2 separate regions of the Homo sapiens genome follow, and region 2 is linked to region 1. Evidence: chromatin loops called from intact Hi-C (ENCODE). Cell type or tissue: PC-3. All regions are shown on one strand.

Region 1 (4,000 bases):
ACAACATAATTAACCTTCTTGGTATAATAAATATATACTACACATCTAATGGCTGGAAGATGCATGTTCTTCAGAAGCACACAAAGGACATTTATAAAAAGGGGCTACTTATCAAGATATAAAATGACTTTTTAAAGTCAATATTATTCAGTGTATACTCTCTGCTTTCAAGTATCTATTTTTAAAACAAATAATCTGATTCTTTACTGTATATCAAACTCCAATGAATGGCTTTTTGAAACACATTTTTTGGACCCAACCAAATTTCTGCCTTAGGAAGTGTAAGGTGAGACCCATATTTGCATTTCTAGCAAGTTCTCAGATGATGCTTATGTTGCTAATCAAGGGGGCACGTTTTAAGAACTATAGCTCTTAAATACGCACTCACAAATTTAAAAACATGCTTCCAAATATCATATATTATATGTAAAGCAATTGAAATAAAATATACTTTAAGGCACATAATAATATAAGTGCTACACACCAAAAAAGCGGGGATAAAACTAAAGAGTGCCTTAAGGGTATATTTAAAGCAAACATAGTTATATGGGTAAATAAGAATGACTAAAAATTAATGAGTCAGGCATCCGGTACAGGAAGTAAGCAAAATAGCCGCGGAATAAACTCAAAGATGCAGGAAAAAAGAAGTAATAAGTATGAAAGCAGAGATTCATAAAATAGAAAACAAAGATACAATTGAGATCATTCACAGTGCCAGATTCTTTGTTTTGAAAGTGTAATAAGATGGACAAACCTCTGGCAATGATGGTCAAAGTAAAAATAAAGAGAAAATGTGCAAATAACCAATACTAGAAATGAAAATGGGAATTATCACTGCATATAATAAAGACTAATATGATAACAGACTATTATGAAAAAATGTGCCAGCATTTTGAAACCTAGGAAACACAGAAAATTTTCTTGAAAAGTATGTATCTGTAAAACTGATTCAAGTATTAGAAGACAACCCATAATAAAAAACTTTCAGAAAACTACAAGAAGAGCACTTCAATAATCTGTAGAAGGAATTACCGGAAACATATGAAATAATAAAACAAAACAAAATTATTAATATAGTCAGAAACAATACCAGATTCCCAGTTTCACCACACCTGTTAAAAACATATATGGGTCTTCCAGTAAGGAAAGGAAAAAAAATACAAAATGTGTGAGAATCGAAAAGGGAAAATACACAATGGTCATTATTCACACATAATATGATTGTTTAGGTAGCAGTCCCAAAAACTTCTACAGACAAATCTCTAGAATATTGGAAATTATGCTAGGTTACACACTATAAGATTAATACTTAAAGTAATAGGATTTTTATACTGAAATAGCAAACATACCACAAGTTTGTCATTTATAATAGAAAAATGTATTTGTAACTAACAGTATATTTTTAAAATGCATGTGTAAATATACTACAGAGAAGAATGAAACTTTATATTGAACACGTTAAAGGAAGTCTATATAAATTAAAAGGTAAAACATGCTTATGCATAAAGAGACATAATATGAGAGAGATACCAGTTTTTCCCCAAGTTGCCCTGTGTATTCAACTGCATTCCACAAGTACTCGGATGTTTTTTGTGTGTTTTTCGAGGGGGTTTTGTTTGTTTTTTGATGGCATCAAGTAAGCTGATTCTAAAACAAAGCAACAATAGGCAAGATATTTCTCTGGATTTCAAACTCCTTATCCTGGAGTTCAGGAGTTCATGCCTTACAAACCCAAATTATCTTCTTCAGAGTTTTTGCTTGGGGGATGGTGGGTAGCTTTCTACTTTCTCTCTATTCTGTCTCAATGACTTCACAACATCCACTATGCAATCTCTGGTATAATGGCTGTTTTTGTATCTTTCTGTTTCTACTTGATTATAAATGCTTCATGAAAAAAGACCAAATGTAATTATCTCTGAATCTTTTATAGAAGACTCACACTCACTCACCCTCTGTTCCGGAAATGCCTCCTGCATGCTTGGCCTCTTTCTGAGTCCTAGGGACACAAAAGTCAACAAGACACGTAAAGCTGCTCTCCCGTGAACTTATATTCTAGAGGTGCTACTTATGTAAACATTTAATGAATGAAGGGATACGGATTCAAACGCCAAAGAGCAAAAATTATTTTGCTGTAGAAGATATCAGACAAGTAAATGTAATAAAACATACAAAAACTATGCTTCCTAACGCTATTAGCATTAAATATAATTAGAATAATAGAATGTTAAAGCTGGAAATTAGCTCAGATATTATCTAATCAGGTAACTTCCATTTTCAGATGAGGGGAAAAAGGGCTCAGAGAGCTCAAGAGGATTTGTTTTGTTTTAGGGCATTTGACTTTGGATATTTTTTCATTTGGACTAAAATTTATTTTTTGGAGGAATGAACTTAAATGAACCCATTTGACTCTGGGTATTTTTTCATTTGGACTAAAATGTATTTTTTGGAGGAAAGAACTTAGATGATGAATACAGTTAGATAATGAAATCTTGCTTGAAGGGGTGAATTTCATTATCGGTGTGCGTAGGATGGTTGATCTGATTCTTATGTGAGGCCGCAGTGCCTCTCGTGTGCCTGACTGAAAGAAGACCGTCAAAGGTGCCTATCAAGAGGTGCTAACAAAAGGCTCTTCCTTTATGTTGGAGCAGTTATATCAGAAAAACAAGAATGCTACAATCTTCTTGAAATAAGTCAAGAAACAGCAGAAGTGAGGTTTTTCGATAAGCTATAGCTAGCCAGGCATGGCGATGTGCACCTGTAGTCCCAGCTACTCAGGAGGCTGGGCAGGAAGATCAGCTGAGCACAGATATTTGAGGTTCTATGAACATGCCTGTGAACAGCCACTGCACTCCAGTCTGGACAGCATAGGGAGATCTGTCTCTTAAGAATAAATTTTTAAAAGGATATGTGTCTGAAGAGAGTGTGTGAGAACCAAGTTACATAAAAATAACCCAATTCGAATGCAATCTGCATGATCTTCTCAGGTCCCAGCAGGACGGGGATGGCCTTCATTGTGTTACTCACTAGAATAGAAACTGAGGCCTTCGTAGATGCATAGTTACCACTTAGTCACCACTTAGAGAACTGCAAAATTCACTAAGAGAGTGAAACCCATTCTCACTGGTTTATGAAATTTATCCTATATGCATTTATTTTCCTAAAAAATCCTGGAATATTTGCTCAGGTTCTTAAAGCAGATTTAAAAAACCAAGCCAAATCATTATTTGTGCAAAAAAAATCATATTTACTATTAAATTTTATGTATCATGGCAGGCACTTTTAAGTATAGATATAGTTTCTGAATTGTTGAAACGCATTACGGTATCCTACATATGAAGTTCTTTGCTTTGCAATATTATATGAGAACAGTTAAAAAGTTATTCAAGTGGTTTAGAAGTATGGAGATATAAAGAGAATTTCTCATCATTTCTAAAATCAGGTATAATAGTCCTTAGTCCTTATCTAAATTGTTACTACAATGCCTATTTAAAAGTTTTCATAATGAGCTCAATCCTTTTCAAGATTATAATTTATCTCTGAGCATCATATATTAAAACAAGATCCTCAGTACCAAATGTGACTAAGCTTAATTTTAAAATATCTCATTAATTTGCAGTAATGAGATGTAATGAATATTTATGGGAGGTTTTATCTGTACCTATTAATTTGCCATGATGTATCACTGATAAACTAGTCCTCTAAGCTGAAGCCAAGAGATGTCGAAGTGAAAAGCATATAAAATAATGTTCAATAACTACCACTTGAGATTCCGACATTTGGTGTAAAAGGTAATATGTTTTCTGCAAATGAAAGTTTACTATGTAATGTGCTGAATGCACCACAGGGAGCGAAGTCATTTTCTCTGCACACACAGTTTATTACTTTTAAATATCATTGCTCTCTTTCTCTCCTACGGCACCAACAAGGCAGAACAACAGTGTTTCTCCTTCAGCAGAAACCAATTGTCTTCACTTCTCGATCTGAGATCAAAGGTCATTTG
Region 2 (4,000 bases), 85 kb after region 1:
AATCTTTTCATCCCTCTTTAACAGCTTATCATACAATGCTTTTAATTATTCATACAACTTATTCAACAAGAAGTTACCAAGAACCAGTTCCACTATGGACCCTGTGACAGATGTTCAGGTACAAAGAAGAGTCAAGGCAGCCCTCGTCTCCCTCACAACACAGCTCAGGTAAGGGTAAGAATTGCTCACGTCACAATGCCATGTGATCAGCATGTGTTAAGAAAGTGCTGTGGGCAACTGAAAGACATGGGAAGAAGTGAAATTTCTAAGGGAGAGTGAGAAGAAAGCAAAAGATAGGACCCCAGGCATAGCAAATATGTTGTGAGTAATAACAAGATGGTTGATGTTGAAGACAACATCAGAATAATGGGAGTGGCACGTTTTCTTCACCATCCTTTTATCTCTTTATCTGCATGAAGCCTCTGGTATGAACAGCATGCCTGGAGAACACCTAGTTCCCCCTGCTTTCTTGGCCATTTTGTTACACATCTGGTTATATGAAAGATACCTGTTCGCATCTTCAGCCTACCAGTATCTCAGGGTAATATCTCTTCCCTGCAATGTCTTTATTCTTATTTGTCTGATACTTCCCCAGTCATAATGACATTCCTCTATTTCTTGCCAAAGCTCATTTATACATCATAAAGTTTACTAGGTAAATTAGTTATATAAAATACCAAATGAAATCATACTTATTATTACAAGTTATTGTACAATTTTACAATTTTATAGTAGAATTGTCTTTGTTCAGTAATCTGATTTCTTTTTTTCCATAAGTTATTGGGTACAGGTGGTGTTTGATTACATGAGTAGGCTCTTTAGTGGTGATTTGTGAGATTTTGGTGCACCCATCACCCGAGCAGTATACACTGCACCATATTTATAGGTTTTACCCCTTGCACCCCCTCAAGCTTTCCCCACAGTCCCCAAAGTCCATTGTATCATTCTTATGCCTTTGCATCCCCATAGCTTAGCTCCCACGTATCAGTGAGAACATACAGTGTTTGGGTTTCCATTCCTGAGTTACTTCACTTAGAATAATAGTCTCCAATCTCATCCAGGTCATGGCAAATGCCATTAATTCATCCCTTTTTATGGCTGAGTAGTATTCCAATGTGAGTGTATGTGTGTGTATGCATATATATATATGTGTATATATATGTGTATATATATGTGTATATATGTATATATATATGTGTGTGTGTATATATATGTATGTGTATATATATATATATTACAGTTTCTTTATCCACTCATTGATTGATGGGCATTTTGGTTGATTCCACTATTTTGCAACTGCGAATTGTGCTGCTGTAAACATGTATGTGCAAGTATCTAGTAGTTCTACTACTAAGTATATAGTAGTTATACTTTTAGTTCTTTAGGGAATCTCCACACTGTTTTTCATAGTGCTGTACTAGCTTACATTCCCACCAGCAGTGTAGAAGTGCTCCCTGATCACTGCATCCATGCCAACATCTACTGTTTTTTGATTTTTTGATTATGCCCGTTCTTGCAGGAGTAAGGTGGTATTTCACTGTGGTTTTGATTTGCACTTCCCTGATCATTAGTGATGTTGAGCATTTTTTCATGTGTCTGTTGGCCATGTGTATATCTTTTTTTGAGAATTGTCTATTCATGTATTTAGCCCAATTTTTGACACGATTGTTTGTTTTTTTTCTTACTGATTTGTTTGCGTTCGTTGTAGATTCTGGATATTAGTCCTTTGTTAGATATATAGACTGTGAAGATTTTCTCCCACTCTGTGGGTTGTCTGTTTACTCTGCTGACTGTTCCTTTTGCTGTGTAAAAGCTCTTTAGTTTAATTAGGCCCCAGCTATTTGTCTTTGTTTTTATTGCATTTGCTTTTGGGTTCTTGGTCATAAAAATCCTTGCCTAAGCCAATGTCTAGAAGGGTTTTTCCATTGTTATCTTCTAGAATTTGTATAGGTTCAGGTTTTAGGTTTAAGTCCTTAATCCAGCTTTGAGTTGACTTGAGCTGAGAGATGAGGATCCTGTTCCATTCTCCTTGTAATCTAATTTCACAAAAGAGGAGCTGAAGCCCTTATTGGTAGAACTGATGTTGCATTTCAAAGTCAGCCTGAGTAGCTATCTAAATATCTTTTGCCTACATATCCTGCAGGATCGTTAGAATGAAGATGTGTAAAATGGAAGCTTCCACTTACTTACTATTAACTTGCACCTTTTCTTATTTTCCTAGCTTACTGCACCACATCCCATTCACTCAATCTTCCAGTTCAGAAACCTATAGTTTTCTGTGCATCTATTTCCATCCGTGTCCATGGACAATCATGGTGATGAATTTGTTTCTTCAACATCTTTTCAATAGGACCTTACCTATCCATTCCCCACCATTAGTGACTGTATTGGTCAGAGCTCTCAAGAGAGATAGAACCAATGAAAGATATAGATAGATAGATAGATAGATAGATAGATAGATAGATAGATAGACAGACAGACAGATAAATACATACATACATACATAGATGATGGATGGATAGCTAGATGATAGATAGCTAACTAGATAGATAGATAGATAGATAGATAGATAGATAGATAGATAATAAAAATTTGGCTCACATGATTAGGAGGACTGACAAGTCCCAAGAGCTACAGGGTGATTCAGTGAGCCGGGAGAGCTAATGTTGTAAGCTCCATTCCAAAGGCCAGCAGGCTCCAGACCTGGAAAAGCTGACTTTTCAGTTGGAGTCTGAGGCAGGAGAAAGCTGATGTCCCAGTTCAAAGCAGGATAGGAGGACTTCTTTCTTACTTGGGGGAGGATTGGCATTTTTGTCTTATTCAGGTCTTCAAATGACTAGATGTTTTCCACCCACATTAGAGAGCCAATCCGTTTTACATAATCTATCAAGTCAAATATTCACCTCACTCAAAAAAACTCTCACAGAAACACCCAGAATAATGTTTGTTTAAATGTCTGGGAAACCCATGACCCAGTGGAGTTGACACATGAAATTAACCACCAAAGTGACTTATTTTAGCCTCATTGTTTCTCACCTTATTATTGCAGTCAAACCTTAATTGGCCTCTCTGACATGCCCTTTCTTCCATTCTATCTAGACATAACCTGAGTAATCTTCCTGCATCACAGATTTGATCATGCACCTGTCCTGCTTGGCATCATTCAGTGGCTTCCCATGGCATTCTGTACGCAATAATTAGGAACTTAGCATGACATAAAACATTTCATGACTTGATCCTTCACTTCTTCCCCAGCTTCTTTTTCCTCATATCCTGAAGCATGCTACATTGCAACAGGGCAATGGCACTCACTAACTCGTCCATTCATTCTCCCAATTGTACATTGATCACTGTCTTGCATCACATATGTTTAATTTCTTGGGGAAAAGAATTTCTGCCTTGTGGGGTTGTGGGCTAATAAGAAAGGCAGCTGAGGAAGTAGATACTTAGGACAGAAATAGGTTTCCATGACAGAGCTCAGGATTCAGTAAGGTGCCTTTACAGTCCACAGGCAGGGCACCTAACACCATCTGCGAATGCAGAGAGTCTCAGCAGAGATGCCGTCCAAGCCAAAATTCAAGGATGGGCTTGATTTATGTGGTCAGTAGGGGATAATTCTAACACACATAAGTTCTATGGCTTTGAATAATTACCTACTTGATACAGTTTGAAAGTTTGTCCCCTCCAAATCTCATGTGGATATGTAATCCCAGTGTTGGAGGTGGAGCCTGGTGAGGGGTATTTGGGTCATAGGGGCAAATTCTTCATGAAGGGTTTGTTGCCCTCCCTGTAGTAATGAGTTCACACTGCATCTGGTTATTTAAAAGAGTCTGTCACCTCTGCCTCTCTCTGTTGCTCCCTCTCTCACCCTGTGATGCACTGACTTCCCTTAGTCTACTGTCATGATTGGAAGCTCCCTGAGGTCTCACCAGACACAGATTCCAGCGCCACGCTTCTTGTACAATCTGCAGAACCACGAGCAAAACAAACAAACAAACAA

What was found. A loop is a pair of places that touch in the nucleus more often than their neighbours do. Peaks named below come from ENCODE experiments on the same cell type or tissue, not always from the same donor. Only the 100,000 strongest peaks of a DNase experiment are listed, where the experiment ranks them.
Region 2: a loop joins it to region 1, with 6 times the contacts of the local background. A loop is called at or near these places in 1 of 110 quality-filtered maps.

The regions. Positions count from the first base shown.
Region 1 is chr2:5,188,266-5,192,265 of GRCh38, forward strand. No RefSeq gene overlaps it. Among named protein-coding and RNA genes, the nearest start is that of LINC01248, 500 kb to the right of the region's middle. In PC-3, no CTCF peak of the experiment used is centred here; DNase peaks (open chromatin) are centred at 566 and 1,986; H3K4me3 peaks cover 950 bases; H3K27ac peaks cover 2,581 bases.
Region 2 is chr2:5,273,472-5,277,471 of GRCh38, forward strand. LOC105373398 (a long non-coding RNA gene) reads left to right here and starts at 267. Exons shown (of 3, transcript XR_001739179.1): 1 at 267-321; 2 at 420-541. In PC-3, no CTCF peak of the experiment used is centred here; no DNase peak of the experiment used is centred here.